2 separate regions of the Homo sapiens genome follow, and region 2 is linked to region 1. A link is a loop called in an ENCODE intact Hi-C map of the cell type or tissue named here. Cell type or tissue: endothelial cell of umbilical vein. All regions are shown on one strand.

The links. Hi-C counts contacts between places; a loop is a spot of excess contacts. Peaks named below come from ENCODE experiments on the same cell type or tissue, not always from the same donor. Only the 100,000 strongest peaks of a DNase experiment are listed, where the experiment ranks them.
Region 2: it touches region 1 in a loop (17-fold over the local background); 5 of 110 quality-filtered maps call a loop at or near these places.

What each region holds. Positions count from the first base shown.
Region 1 is chr2:165,234,338-165,242,337 of GRCh38, forward strand. SCN2A (sodium voltage-gated channel alpha subunit 2) reads left to right here and starts at 5,077. Exons shown (of 27, transcript NM_001040142.2): 1 at 5,077-5,303. In endothelial cell of umbilical vein, a CTCF peak has its summit at 4,985 (motif pointing right); a DNase peak (open chromatin) is centred at 5,004.
Region 2 is chr2:165,695,677-165,703,676 of GRCh38, forward strand. No RefSeq gene overlaps it. Among named protein-coding and RNA genes, the nearest start is that of GALNT3, 95 kb to the right of the region's middle. In endothelial cell of umbilical vein, a CTCF peak has its summit at 3,121 (motif pointing left); a DNase peak (open chromatin) is centred at 3,035; H3K27me3 peaks cover 623 bases.

The sequences.
Region 1 (8,000 bases):
GTGGTCCCTGTACCTTATTATGGTGTAACAAATGCAATAAGGATAGGGGCTTCTTCTGATAATTAAGACTTCCATCTGCCCTCCGTAGGTTCAACTTTAATGCTTCCTACAGATGGGCAACAGGGCTATCTGCTCAGTGCAACCCCCAGAATTCCAATTGTCTGTGCTGTCTCCACTCCATACCATAACTAAGCCTAGGAAGCGCCTCCTGAAGTTCTTCACTGGGCTGAATTAAGAACAGGATCATCGTTCTCTATCTGGGTGTTTTCTACCCCACTGAGAGAGGTGAAATTGTCAGAACAAAAATTTAGGAATTTACCAAATGCAGTTTTTTTTTGGCTGATAATTACTATTATTAACAATAATGACAATGATAAGCTTAGAAAAATTAAACACTAAACAATGGCTGCCGTAAGAACACTGAAATGACTTTATAGTTTACAATCAGTCTTTCGTCTTTCAGGGATATTTTTGTGGACATCTGGTGCCACATTTTAGTATGGGGTTCAGAGAATATCAATTTACCTGTTTCTTCATCATGCTATATTGAGTTATTTACTCCACAATAAAGGTAGACCTACTGATGAGAAATGTCAGGGCAACCTTTGTGTATTTCAGTTACCCTCAGCAAGGTGCTACCAGCTAGCATTAGTGTATTTCTGGTGTTGGTAACAGGATCATGTGAGCCTTGTAGATGAGAACTCCTTGTTGCTCAGGGGATCATGGAATGCTGCTCTCTTTCAGACAGCCATCTTCGGGGAAGAGAAGGGTCTCTGGCAGAGCTCTATGGGTCCTGCACTTCTCTTTCACCTCTCTGCCTTGTTCTTTCACTCATTAATTTCTTGACAATTTATTTTCCTTAATAACTCTAGTTCCTTCTGTTTATCTTCTTCTGTCAATCCTTGCATCCATTGCAAATCCATCACCTGCTCTGAAATACCACACTGAAGGGAGGTACTCCTAAAGACCTTCCTTCTTTTCCACTCTTGTTTTACCCTTGGCTTACACAACTGTTGAACAACTGGAGCTGAGGACAAAAAGCACATAAATTCCAAAGGTCAACGGAATCACTTCTTCATAGTTTACATCTCCTGTGTCTTAAGTAGAACTCAAATAGAACATAAGCATTGAGAACAGAGGTCTGAGTTGGAGGTCAAGACATCGTTTACTAGCTGAGGGACTTTGGCTTTATTTTTCTCATCTCTAAGAGGGAAAAGATAAAAATCTACTTCACAGACCTGTTGCTGGGAATAATGAGATAATTTATGTACAGTACTTAGCACATTGCTTGGCACATAAAAAGTGCTCAATAAATGTTATATATTTATAACATTATTTGTAACACCTCGTCTTTCAAGGAATTATGGGAATTATTCTGTTTGTCAGACTTTGTTTATGGAAATTATGTCCTTTTGATGGCCCAATTTTTCTTTTCCTTTTCTTCATCTTTTGATAACATACTATTAAATGTCAACAATTCATACTAATTGGAACTAGTGTAATAAGCTGTCCTCCTCATCAGTATTAGCAGTCTTTGAACATGGCATAAAAATATGCCCATTTTGGCTTACAGGTCCTTGATTCTCTAATGATAATAGTGCAGGAAAAACATTAGATATGGAGTTCAACTTTTTAAAACTGTCTTGATGTTGGTGACCAATAATTTAAAAGAGGTTAGCATATTTTAAGGTGACTAAAACTGTACAAATGAAATTGCCATTTAAAAATGTCTGTTCATTTGCTTTTCTCCAATGCAGATATTTTAAATAAGAAGAAGTGAGGCAAGAAAAATGTAAACAAATATTAGGTATAAACTAGGAACTTAGTCTTTTATTTTCTGAATCAGATGGATGATATTTAAAAGTCTGGGTGAATGATAAATGGTAGAAAAAAATTAAATAACAGTCAATATGCACAACTTAATGGAGGTAAAATAAGACTTACTTACTTTTATCTCTATAAATTAAAATGATTTTGAAAATCAAGCTGCCAAAATAAAGGTGTGGATTTTATCATTAAAGCAATGCCCAAGAGACATGTTATTGAGAAATTATGTGGCATTGGTTTGTTGTTACTAGCGAAATGAATGCCTAACTGAAGTTGATTTCATAAAGATTTAGTGTGTGTATGTACTTGTGTGTCTGTGTGTATATATGTATATATATATTTGTATACACACGCACACATGTCTACCATGTGACATGTTGCTATTTTTACAACTTATTTTAAAACAGCTAAAATTTTCTAGATGAGATTAAACATTTTCCATAAAAATAAAATTACAATAGTTACCTCAAAGTTTGTTTATCCTGGAAAAAAAAGTGCTAACATAAGAGTTGTTCAATAATATTTTACCAAAATTTTGTCAGAACTCCATTAAAAACAATTCAAGACCACAGTGGTCTAATTTCAACACTGGCATCATTAACCTAACATATTTATGGAATATTCACTATATGTTCTGTTTTCTGCTTAAGTATATGAATTAAACATAGTTTAAATAGTTTACTCAAAGAACATGCCATTTGCTTCATTGATTTCACACTCTCTGACGTATGTATTAATAAGAACATAGGAATCCACACACAGAAATAATAGCATTCCTATGGTGCATTAATAAAAATGTATGAATTTTCTATGTCTAGGACATGTATTCATTATTTGGGTGGGTCTTATATTTCAGGTACTGTTCTGTGAACCACGTTTATGGAAGTGATCAAAACAGGCAAACATCTCTGCCTTCATGGAATTTACATTTTTCTTGGAGGAGGCAGACAATAGACAAAATATTTAGTATGTCAGCTAAATACTAAAGGGAAAAACCAGAGGAGGGGATAGTGTGTGGTATTGAGGGTCAAGGCCAGTCTCAGTAAGAAGGCAGCTGTGAGCTGTGACAAGAATGAGGGAAGTGAGCCATACGGAGCCCATGTAAGAGATTTCCAGGCAAAGAGATTAAAAGGTGGACGCCTCCTAAGGAATGGACATACCTGCCATGTTTGAGTAATGAGAAAGAAGATAAAATGGCTAAAGTAGAGTGAGTGAGGGCAAGAATAACATCAGAGAAGTAAAGGAGTCTAGATTGTGAGCATTGTGAACACTGGGGAAGGCATAGACTATTCACAAGGAGATGGGTAGCTACTAAAAAGTTTTGAGAAGAAGAGTATGTGATATGATTTAGGGTTGAAAAGGATTGCTCCAGTTTCTGTGTCATATAACCCTATGGTCTTGAAACTGGGATATTGTATCCCTGGGGGCATGAGGTGGCGTGCCTAGAGGTACACAAAATCCCAGGATCAGTTAGTCACATCTTCCCTAAGGATAAAATTTACCCTCAAGACTATGGGGAAAAATGATTACTGTGTTAAGAAAAACATTTAAATTTTATATAAATTATTGTAAAATTCCCGTGATTTTAAAAATAAAGTATCAATAATATTTCATATTTGTGGCATCTTAGGCTTTAATCTTACAGGTTTAAGCTTCTTGGCCATCAGGAGTAATTTGTTGAAATTGCAAATTAATTTGGCAAAATTATCATAATTATGTGCCCTGAGAGCTTATGTATCTTATGATAGTGCAGGAAACTTGTGAGATGAAATAGTTGAGTGTATACATTAAAATAATTTGATCTACCAAGTCACTTTAATTATTTATTTGTTCAGTGTTAAAAATATATTTTCATAACCAAACTAATACATCTTAATAATGTTGTAGAAATGGAAGTAAGGTAAAATTTAAGAAACTGGGTTTGTTCTTCTGACTTGCTTATTAATACTGGATAAGTTACTGAAGAGTGGGCTTTGGTTTCCTCGTCTATTTAATAGTGTGGGAACAACCTTATGTTAAAGCAATCTATTCAGTATAACTTTAGCACACAGAAAATAAAATATTATGAATCCAAAGAAAGTGTAGCTTGCAATCATGTATTTTATTAAATGTATTTATCAGCATTTTGGCTTCTGATGGACATGTGTATATACATATTTTGTGGATAAAAAAATTACTTAACTATTTTTATATTAGATACTATCAATTATTCTGGCTGATCTGGGGACTTTTAATGGTAAATTTTATATCAAATCTGACAAAGACAGTATTTCAGACCCGTTTAAGACCTAGAACTCACCATGAGTTCTAAAATTGGTTCTCAGCACCATGGACAGCGTTACTGCAATAGGAAATTAAAGATCGATTTGGCCCCAAATTAAAATGGTGTTGTAAAAAAGTGGGAGAAAAAAAATGCCTATCCTTTTACTTCAAATTTTAAAAAAATGATCCTGGCCTTCACAACTGTTCATAAGAAGAATAATTAATTAAACAAACATATATTGAGAACATCATATGCTCAGTAAAACTTTGATTCTATAAATGGTGTCATTTACCAAATGGATTCTTTTGACAATTTAATTTTCTCTTATCTCTCTAAGAAGATGTAACTACACACTATAGTATACTACTACAATTATCAAATTTCATGTTGCATGTAACTTGTCGTCTGTATTTTTGTAGTTAGATTAGATTAACTAAAGATTTTTCAAGTTTGCCTTTAAGTCATTTAATTTTCCTGCCTTATCTTTAACCTTTCAACATTCCTCCAAACAATAGCAACACAAGTGTTATGTGTTAACTTCTCTAGTGACAAAAACTTATACTTCTCCACAAAGAGATGTGATGTTCATTATCAATAAGCTTGACATCTAAAATTGTTTTATAGGAGATACATATTACTTTTTCAGATGGTATATAAAGTTAAATAAATCTTAAGTTTTCAATGATGGGAAAAGCTTCCATTTAGTTTAAACATAATGTAAAGAAATTTGAATCCCCAAAATAGAATTATAATTCTAAAAATTCATACTATAATTCTTCTTAAATGTTTAAATTACAGTTAATTAAAGTAGTTGATTTCAAATAGAGTGGAATTATGGGCTGTACATCATTTAATTTTATGTGCTGACTGCTACATAGCCAAAGGAACGTGAATTAAGATGGTTCCACTTTTGACCAGGAGATGGAGCTGTCATGTAAGATGCTGCCTTTATTTATTTATTTTTCTAATTTAGCATGCTGTTTTCTAACAGACATTGGGTACCATCGAATGACTGTCAGAACAGAAAGCTAAGGCAAAGGAGGGAGGATGCTGTGGTCATCCTTTCTTGTTTTTTTCTTCTTTAATGAGGATAGAGCACATGTGAGATTTTACTTTCTACTCCAGTAAAAATTCTGAAGAATTGCATTGGAGACTGTTATATTCAACACATACGTGGATTCTGTGTTATGATTTACATTTTTCTTTATTTCAGGTAAGCCAGCATGATTCTATTTTTGACTTATCCACGGATTGTTATCTATGTTAAGAATGACATTTAATATAAGATGTGTGCTTTGTTAGCTTGTATTCAGATCTAAGAGATTCAAAAGCTCTAATTCTAGCTGTTGTGCAATTTAAAATCTTCCTAGGCTGAAATGAGCTCTGACTATGACATACCGTGTTTTATTATTTCTTTGGCTTTCTAGCTGTTGGTCTCTGTCTCTGGCTGTATTTGTTTACCTTTTAAAGGTAAAGCTTTCAAAGTGAAGGATGGGTTTTCCTTTCACAAGGGAAATACTGCTCCTTAATGCAGTGAACAAATTGTAGAGATATAATGAAGCAGATTAACATGGCAGTGGCTCTGCCAAAGCTCAGGGCTGAGCCTTCTGATTGCAGCCTCAGAGGCAAGCCAATATTCTGAGTCCAAAGGCCTTTTGAACGATTTCTGCTGGCTATGATGGTACAGATTGTTTATGTCTTTATTTTTACCTCTTAGAAATAATACGTAAGTCATTTCTCCCACATGAATCAAGATTTATGTAATGTGTTTAATAGACTTGGAATGAGACTATAGACCCTCCCTCCTCCCCCAGTATGGATGTGAGGAGTATGCTGAACACAAATTAATTGCCATGAAAATTGATTTTTTCTGTATTTTATTGGATTTGGGATAATAGAACCGTGGCCATTTTAAATAGTTGATATTATAGAAGGTGCTCACATTTTAAATTATTTTAGGTCATGTGACATTATCTGTGTTAAAGAGTGGAATGACTCAGGAGGTGGAAGTTGCATGCAACAGCCTTGCTTCTCTCTGCTGCTTCTCGTGATTTCCCTTAAATCCTTGCTTGATTATTATTAGAATAACAGGAATAAAGACATATAGAAATCCTATATTTAAAAACCACTGATTTTCATTTAGAGAAATTTAAAGAGATTTTACAAATATTTTAAAAATAGTTTTGTAAGATTGTTTTTAAATGCCTCACTTCTTTCTCCTGTGGAAAGAGCTGTGTGTGTGTGTGTGTGTGTGTGTGTGTGTGTGTGATGGTGGAGGTGGCAGGCGGTGGAGGTGCATCAGGATGTTTTTATCTCAGTCATTGTTTTCCTGTAAAGAGGTAGTTTTGCCATGTCAGAGGTTGTGAAAGCTATGGGGAATGATTTTATAAAATGGTTTGGACAAACCATGAAAAAAACATGTTTTTTAAATGTGTGGAATCTATAGAGTTTGTAGTTCTACATGGCTCCATATACATGGAGATTTTTAGAATTACAGATATTTAACCATTTATCCCCATTATCATTTAAAGAAAAGCAATTGTAATTGAGAGATAAGGTGGATTTCCCAGAGTCACGTACTAAATTACAATAAGGCAAGGCTAGAACAGTGATTGACAGTTCCACATCTTCCATAGCAGTAACACAATTCACCTCTAGTGTGAACATATCAGGATGGCATAGACCAGGTATGATGATATTCACTGTGCGTGTGTGTGTGTGTGTGTGTGTGCATGTGTGTGTGTGTTTGGTTATATTCTGTAAAATAGAGTTTCTTTCAGTATACTGTTGCTCAATGGCATATTATATGCAGTGCTCAATTTTCTTAGGTTTCTTGTCAAAGCATCCAAGAAAACTGAATGACAACTATGGAAACTCTGTTTCTTAGTATGCCTTTTTCATTATTAGGTGGTGTATACTCTTCTACCCTATGCTCATGAATGATGTGGATGGCCACATGGCTTTCCCTCCTACCTAATAGAAAAGATTGTACATATAGGTTAATCTATTGACAACTATAAGAATATCATCTCATGTCCAAGCCTTTCCTCCTTTGTTCACTTACTAGGCACAGGCTTTACCCTACTTCTTCAATATCTTGAGAAAAGAAAGGGATTAAAATGTGTCATGTCTACATATATTTGTGGAATACCACGTACCAACCAAGTGTCCATGGTAGAGATAAAGAAATAATTAGTCAAGGAGTTTACCTCAGGGAGGTTAACATGCAAATATACATGTGCAGATACCACTATATCTCAAAATAAGGAATGAAGAAAGATGAGAAAGTGAATGGGACAGGAATATCAGCACCTATCTTGTGCCAGGCACCATGTTACATCCTGGGATTCAGAACAAAACAATAATGTTAATTTCTGTCCATGGGGGGCTCAGAGGAAAAGATTTTAGGAGGATGTGACAGTTAAATTAGATCTTTAAGAGTGAGTTGGATATAAATAAAGAAAAACAGAAAGTTGCTTATTCCAGGTACATAGGTGAGGCAAGTAAATACAAGAAAATGGAGAACTATAGGCATCGTATAGGGAAACTGTAGAGAAAGGTAAATAACCCAATCTGTTTGAAGCTTTTGTTGTCGGTGTTGTTGTTGCAGTTGTTATTTTTTTTCCCCTGGGGCAGTAAAAGTAAGGATAATGAATTTGGCTTTTGGTGTTATGCATTTGACATACTGACACATACTCATACACTGGGGTGTTTTATAAGGAGCTGAACATGTTATATCCATGTATCAGATTAGTGGTTAAGGCTGAATGTATAGATCTGCATGCAGTTGTGGGACAAAATTAGGTCATACATAATTAAACATTAATGGGGAACAAAAGAGAAGTGAAGATGACTGGGGGCATAATCTTAAGATTAGGAGAGTAAAAAAGTGTAGAAAACTATTATTAAA
Region 2 (8,000 bases), 460 kb after region 1:
CTTTCCCTTGTACAAAGTCACCCAAGTAAACAGTTGTAGGTACTTTTAAAGATGGACTGGGGGAATCATCATCATAATACTTGCACTGTGTAGCTGGGTCTTTCTTCCTAGGGACCTGGCCATTTCTTTAGTCAGTGGGTCCTGGGTCTGAAAACTAACTCAGATCTGGAAAGTGGGCAAAAGACTACAACATCTTATTGGCATGACTGCCTTATTGGAGTGAGTTCCTTCAATAATTAGGGCTTCTAATTATTTACCCTAATTTCTCGTGATGGTATAAACCAAAGTATCCTTGTTGGCTGCCCATCTATTTAGTCCCTAGGGTTATGAGTTTCTATTAACCATCTCCATGACTGTCTGTGGGTCAGGCCCCATTGGCTGCCACTCTGGCTCTGCTGCTCATTATGATAATTGCATCCACCTGCTTTTCAGCAGTTATGTGGCACCTCCTGTTCTCTGTTGTTTCAGGGTCTTTTCATTTCCATTGGATTATTTGTGCCTCAGTACCATCAGTGATGGAGTTCACATTACTAGCCAAGTGACAAATGATAAAGCTTCAAAATTTATCTTATCAACTTCATTTTTGGACTATTCTGATACCAAATGTCAGATTGGGTTTTTAAAGACTCTAAAATGGAGTTGGACTTGCAAGATATTTATGAAGGTTCAACAGCTGTGGAAGCCAGGAGGAGGAAGCAATCAAACAGAGAGACAAGATGAATTATGAAGCAGGCGTGACAGAGCCTCAGCCCAACCCTCAGAGAACTCCAGAGCCATATGACCCTTTGGAGTTGTCCCCTAGTGAGCCAAAATTTTCAGATCTTTATATGTCCTCCATGGTCAGTCATTGGATATGGATAGCTAAGGAAGGTTGGGCTTTTGAACAAGGCATCACTCTGCAACTGAGGTCATCTCTGAAAAAGAAGTAACAAGTCAGCCCTGAAAGAAACCTGAGTGGTGCATCTCCATATCCATCACAGCCAGATTTGGGATTCAAAAGAAGAAAATAAAGACATGATTTTGTATCCAAGAGAATCCAGAGTAGGAGTTAAGAGAGCAATGGAAAGTCTTGAGCTCGGGTTTTAAAAAGGAACATGTGTATTTACCAGATCAGGAATTTTCCTTCCTGAAAATCAGATCACACATGGAATACCAAGTTCAATTATGGCTACTGCAGTTTAAAAGGAATATCCACTTACTGAAATGTGTTCAGAGGAGAATGATCAAAACAGTAAAGGAGCTAAAAAACACAACAAAGGGCTAGTTAAAGGAATGAATGCTTACACAGAATACAAGTTTTCTTTAGACAGCTAAAGGGGCTTGAAATTATTCCCTGTGGAATCAAGAGACAAAAGTCTAGGAAAACAGAAGTTAGAAGTCTAGGAAGACAGAATATAGGGAAGATAATTTTAATATTAAAACCAAAAGAAAAAGTACTGTAGATATAAATTAGCCAGATGAAGGGGAAAAGAGGCATTTTGGATCAAAGCAGCCATCACAGGCAACCGTGAAAAGTTCAGACTGGCCAAATATAAGACCAATAGAAAGTGGCCGGAAGGGAAAATGACTATGAAGTCAATGTCAGATCATCAAGTTCCTTGTATCTCATGCTTAGGACTTTGGCTATTATGCAGTGAAGTAGTGCCTGGCTTGGCACTTCAAAAGGTGAATCTGACAGCAAGGAAGATAATGGATTAGGGAGAGGCATGAGATAGAAAGCAGGTAAACCAATTAAGGGTAGCTATGATCAATAGAATTCATGTCTGTCTTTCTGCTCATTGTATTTGCAGTACCTGGCATTGAACCTTCATATAAAAGACCCTCAATAAATATCAAATAGATGAATGTTCGAGGAAAGTACCAACGGTTGTCTGAACTAAGCCAATGGCTATGGGAATACAGAGGGGTTAACATTCAAAAGATCTGTAGAAGGTGGAATGGAAATTAAAGGAGAGGAAGAAGTCAAGGATAATAGATTTGTTGATTTGTTCCTAGTGGCATACCTGCTGTGGACCTGAAATACTGAAGGAAAAGTGGTCGGTGGGCAGGTGAAGGGAAGGAAAAAAAGATTGCTAAAGGTCTCATTTATCATCTATGATTAGGCTCTATCTGTTGCTGAAATTTCTCAACAAAGTCTCTACTAATGTGCTTTCTCATCGATGTTTTCTATGCACAAGTTCCCCGTGATTACCAGCACCCTGTCAGTATAGAACAGCCTGTTTCTTTGCTTTTCTCTGGTAAAGCAAAGCAGCAAGCCAATTACTGAGATCATTCAGATGAAAATTTTACTTTTGCCTGAATTAGCCAGAGAATTGAAGCATAAATGGACCTTTTCACTTGACTGATTGAGATAATTGCCTCACTTTTCTAGGGGAGACCTATAGCTGGGAGGCTGTATTTGGTCACCAAAACATGTTTGTAATATACATTATTGACTTTCTTGAAACAACTCTGGTTGGCTAGGTGCCACACTCAAACACTTGCCCTCATCTTTTTAGGTATTTGAAACAATACAGAGAAATACCATGCCTCGGAAACTCAGTGTTGAATTATTTCATTCTTGGGCAGCCTTTAAACACATCAGCTCAGGCCTCCAGAAGAGGTAAAGTGGCACCTAGGGGAGTCTGGGAGAAGGCGGCAGGGCAGGAGCTTGGTTCAGTGGATAAAATGCAAGAAGTGAGAATTAGCTCCAGGTGCATGGGAACAAATGGCTTTTCCTGAAAGAATTGGGTAGGTAGACTTGAAAGAAACATGTAATTTACATTTACTATTGGGAGGGGTGAGAGGGGTTAATAAAGAGAGCTGAGTAGGGGCAGACAATTAAAGCAGCAGCAGGGCTCAGATCAGAGCCTTTTGGCCTGGATCTTGGGTAATAGAAGCATTTTCTAACAGCATGAGACATGGGAAAAGAAGGCTTCTAAAGAAACAGCACAGCATCTGAGCTTTTCTGCAGCTTTTGCTATCTGGTGGCCTGCTATGACAGCCTGGGTGTGTACAGACAATGTGTGGTCAGTACTGACCTACAAAATTCACTGAAAAGCAAGATGTGTATTAGAAAAACTCGTACAAACTTCAAGTCTATGAGGAAAGGTTGTCATGTAAATGTGTCTGTAATTACTTTGTGATGGCTCCCCTTACTGGCCAACGGGCAGAACGTCCTAGATCCTGAAGAGAAGTAGGAGGAGGTAACGCTGAGGCAACCTGGTTAATTTCTAAGTTTCCTGTATTAAAATATATATATATATATATATATATGTGTGTGTGTGTGTGTGTGTGTGTGTGTGTGTGTGTGTGTTGCTAAAATAAATTTTATTATAAACTTATTTTATTAAAATAAGTTTTATTTTCTGAGTATCAAATAAAAACAGAAATCCCAGCCATGATATTTATAAAATCCACCAGTATTATTTTTAAATTTTTTATATTTATTTATCTTCAGTGGGTGTTTAGAGTCTGCGTATGGTTTTGTGACTATAAAAAATATGCCTGCTTTAATTTTTCAATTTTTAAACTTTTATATTACATATAATTTCAAAAGCAATTTGAGGTGATGGATGAGACATACCCACACATCAGGATTGATATATCCAAACAAGCTGCATTTTGGGGAGAGATTATATGCTTACAATAAGGAGGTTTTCATTGTTTAAAGCAACCTTGATTTTTTTTGCATTGTTTCATTGTTTGGAATATTGCTTTAACTGTGGCAAATAGATATACATTAAAAGTATATTCAACATCTTGTAATATCCATAGATCATTCAGAATCAACTATGTTGAACTAGTTGAACTAGAAAAGTTAAAATGTTGTATCCAAAATAATAAAAATGATGCACCTATCTTCTAAACTTTTCCCCAGGATTCCCAAAGAATAATCTTAAAAATGTCAAATAATGTTCCCACAGGCTATGTATGTTGCTGTTTATTTAAATATAAGTACTGGGATATTTTATTTTAAAGATGTTTTGTTTGTTAATATCTCTTTATAGGTGTCATAAATATTTTTATGTATATAAAAATTGGTCTAAGAGGACCAATTGAATTGCTAGTATCAGACCAATTTTTTGCTTTAATATAAACCCAGACTGACATATCTTGTTTACAAACAAATAATATTGGCATGAAAAAAGTCACACCATTACACAGATTTTTTATTTAAGCTGATCCTGCAATAGATAGGATACTCTTGAAATTAGCACTTTACATTAAAATAATTAATTTTCTTCAGATTTTTAAAATTCTTTCTGTACTTTTTTTCATATATGCACAGTATTAGAAGATTCTAAATTTGTTGCTGTAGTAACAAAAACCCCTCCAAACCTCAATGGCTTAAAACATGGTTTCACTCCATGTCTGTCTTCAGTGGGTGAGGTACGCCATCATCCTTTTTCAGGTGCTAAGACTGATGGAGCCTCCACCATCTGCAACATTGCAGGCAGGGGGAGGAAATCAGCTTCTTGTGCCCTGCTTCTTAAAGGTTTCTAACTGGAAATAACACATGTCACTTCCGCTCACATTGCACTGGCCAAAATAAGTTACATGGACAGAAATAGAACTGCATTTTACTTCCTTTTGTCTTAATTGATCCCATCAAAGATGCTTTAATCTTTCAGAGAAAAAAAAAGAAATTTGGGTCATGCTGTCCTACAATGTGTTTGGAAGGAGAACAGAAACATTGCTGAACAGCACCAATAACTCCCACATTCACCCTAACTGAGGAACTTTATCTTAATGCCGGGAAAGGGGACAGTGCTTTCACAGCTGAGAATCCAAAATAGTGACAGGATGTAGGGAAACTTATATTTTGATTTCTTTTTTAACAGAAAGAGGCCTAACATTATATTTGCTGGTTAGGTTTAATGTCTGAACTTCTTTTCAAGTCTTACTTTTTACTACAATAAATTGTGCTTAAATTGAGCTCTCTGGGGATTCCACAGGGATTGATCGATTTGCCTGGTTAGGGCTTTTCAGGATGGATGTCAGGAGTGGGGCAATGGCATGAGAACAGCTGTTTTCAGGGCTCTGGCCTCAATCTTGAGCGTTGCCATAGTGACAGCTGCCCGCAGGAACCCACCGGGAGCCCAGTAGGAGAACTGGCTGCCAGAGCTTTGTATCAGTGTGCCATCCCCAGCCTTTCAGAAACAAGCGTAATGAACTCTTTAGCCAGGGTGTTTCTGCCTACTAACCTAAGGGACAGTTTATTCTTGCTTGAATTGTCAACTGCCAGATGTCAGTTCAGGCAAATCAACTCTATTCCCTCTTTCCTCCTGTACCCTTTCTCTCAGCTTATTTTCATATCAAATTCCACTTTTCCCCATTTTATAGCTACATAATTAACAGCTATTAATAGAGCAAATTCAATTCATAAATTTAGATATAACAAAAAAATCCAAAGATACAAAGTCCTCTAACACAGCACTGCCCAATAGAATTTTCTGTGATGATATAAATGTTTCATATCTATGCTGTTCAATACAGTAGCCACTGGTCACCAAGTGGCAACTCAGCATTTGAAATGTGGCCAGTGCAACTGAGTAACCAAATTATTTAACTGATTTAATTTGAGTTCATTTTAATTTTAAATAGCTACACGTGGCTAGGACTAATGTATTGAGCAACACGGTTCTAGAATCGTATTCAAATCCAGGGAGTGGTACCAGCTAGAGCTGGCCAGGGAGGAGTCACAGTTAGCAGCATTCTCTCATTCAAAGTAGCGTGTTTATTATCTGCTCTAGAGCATATTATTATTATTGCTGTATAAGGTGTGCCCTGGCCTGCCCTAACTGGCTGTTGTAAATTTAATTATGTAGCTAAAGAGGAGGAAACGGAGGCATGATTATCTGGGCCGTTACAGGCAATATCCTCTAGAAGCAAGATTGAAAGGGAAAAGGTGTTACTATTTCTGAATAATATATCAGCCACATTACAGTGATTCTACAAAAGAACTGGATTCTAACTGGAAGTCATCAATTCTAGTCCCAAATTTTATGCTAGTAAATTGTATTACTTAGGAAGGACACTCAGTGGGAGGCTTGTGTGTGTGTGTGTGTGTGTGTGTGTGTGTGTGTGTGGCTTTATTTATTTATTTTTGCCTAAATTCCTCCTCTGTATAAAAGGGAGCGTAATAATATTCTCTGTGTGCTTATTAATATGACAGGGGCTTTATGTAAGTCTCATTTATTCCTTTTAAGAAATCCATAAATTAGGGATTTGTATGCAGAGTATATAGATGAGGAAACTGAAGCTTAGCAGAGTTAAGTGCCTAAGATTTCCCAGCTAATAATTGGAAGAATCAAAATTCATTCAAACTCAAGTCTGTCTGTCTCTAAAACCCAATTTCTTTCTACTAAATCCCATTAGAATGTTTCTAAAATCCCTTCTAACTCTTAATCATCACTAAGTGAGTGCCATGTAATAAATATATTGAATGAGTTTTGCGTACAACCCAAAATAGGATTCTTAACTGTATTTCATTTTTTAAAACATAGTAACAACTGTAACTACTAGTTATTTCCTAACCTGGAACCACTTAGGATTTCCTAATCAGTGGCTTTCTCCCCTGGCTTTGCATTAGAATTATTTGGAGAGTTTTTTAAAAATACCGATACGAGGTATTCTTCTCAAATAACTTAAATCACAATCTGCACAATGGGGCCTAGAGACAGTTTTTTTCTTGGTTGTTTTTGGTTTGTTTGTTTTTGAGGAGTTTTTTGTTTTGTTTTGTTTTGTTTGAGACAGGGTCTCACTCCATCACCCAGGTTGGAGTGCAGTGGCATGATCATAGCTCACTGCAGCCTCAGCCTGCTGGGCTCAAGCAATCCTCCCATGTCAGCCTCCCGAGTAGCTAGGACTACAGGCATGCACCACCATGCTCAGCTAATTTTAAAATTTGCTAGCGATGGCTTCTCACTCTGCTGCTAAGGCTGGTCTCAAACTTCTGGCCTCCAGACATCCTTCCACCTTGGCTTCCCAAAGTCCTGGAATTACAAATGCGAGCCACCATATCCAGCCAGGATAATTTGTTTTTAAGTCTCTTATATGATCTCAAAGTGCAGGTTGTGCTGAGAACCGTTTCCCTAATGTAAGGTGTAGAAATCTACTTTTCCATTGAGCCACCTGCTAGGACTTCAGGACCTGGCCTCCAGGAGGAAGCCCCCTGATAGCTTGGTTGATTTTATCTTATCAGTTTATGTTAGGGGAAACTGCCAAATTGAAATAAGAAAGCCATCTCCCGCAAGCAAGCCTCTCCTCCTAAAGACTAATCATAATGCAAGAGAAATTTTCCATTTCTCTCAGGAATCAGAATCCTTTGCTACATGCACAACTGGAAGGAAAGTAGTACAAATAGGAGGATCCTTACCTGATGGGAGAAGGGAGATCTTGCCATTCAGGAGTTTGCTTTGAATCTCTTTCCACGTGCATGGGTGCTGTCACAGTACATGTGACAGGCTGCAACAGGGTTTGAGAGGGTTCCTTGCTGGAAGGCAATGTCATAGGAAAACAGGTTTTATGAAGCAGTGATTCCCCCAAGGAGCAAAGGAGTTGAATAAATAGGATAGTTCCTAGACTAGAAGAGCAGGCTTGCCTACACTCTCACACCCAAACCAACTGCCTTCTGTTGTTCTTTTTTTGACCCAAATTCTATGCAGAATCTTCTCTTATCAAAATAAATAAATAAATAAATAATGACTGCAAACAAAAAACTCAATAGCTCCTAGTATTACTTAACTTTTGCATGATTTTAACGTGTCAATGCTTATCTTAAAGCACTGTTTTACTAATTTCATTCCTATACTTATCCTAAAAGATCTTTAGTGACGTGCCTTTTCTCACAGCAGGACGCTTCAAACTTGGGGGAGTTTATTTAAAATGCCTTTTTCTGGACTCCATTCCTGGAGGTCTAGAATGGGATGCATTCATAATATATATGTTAAGTGTTCCAGGAAATCAATAGGTGATTGGGATAGGCTAAATAATGGTCCCCCAAAAATGTCCTCATT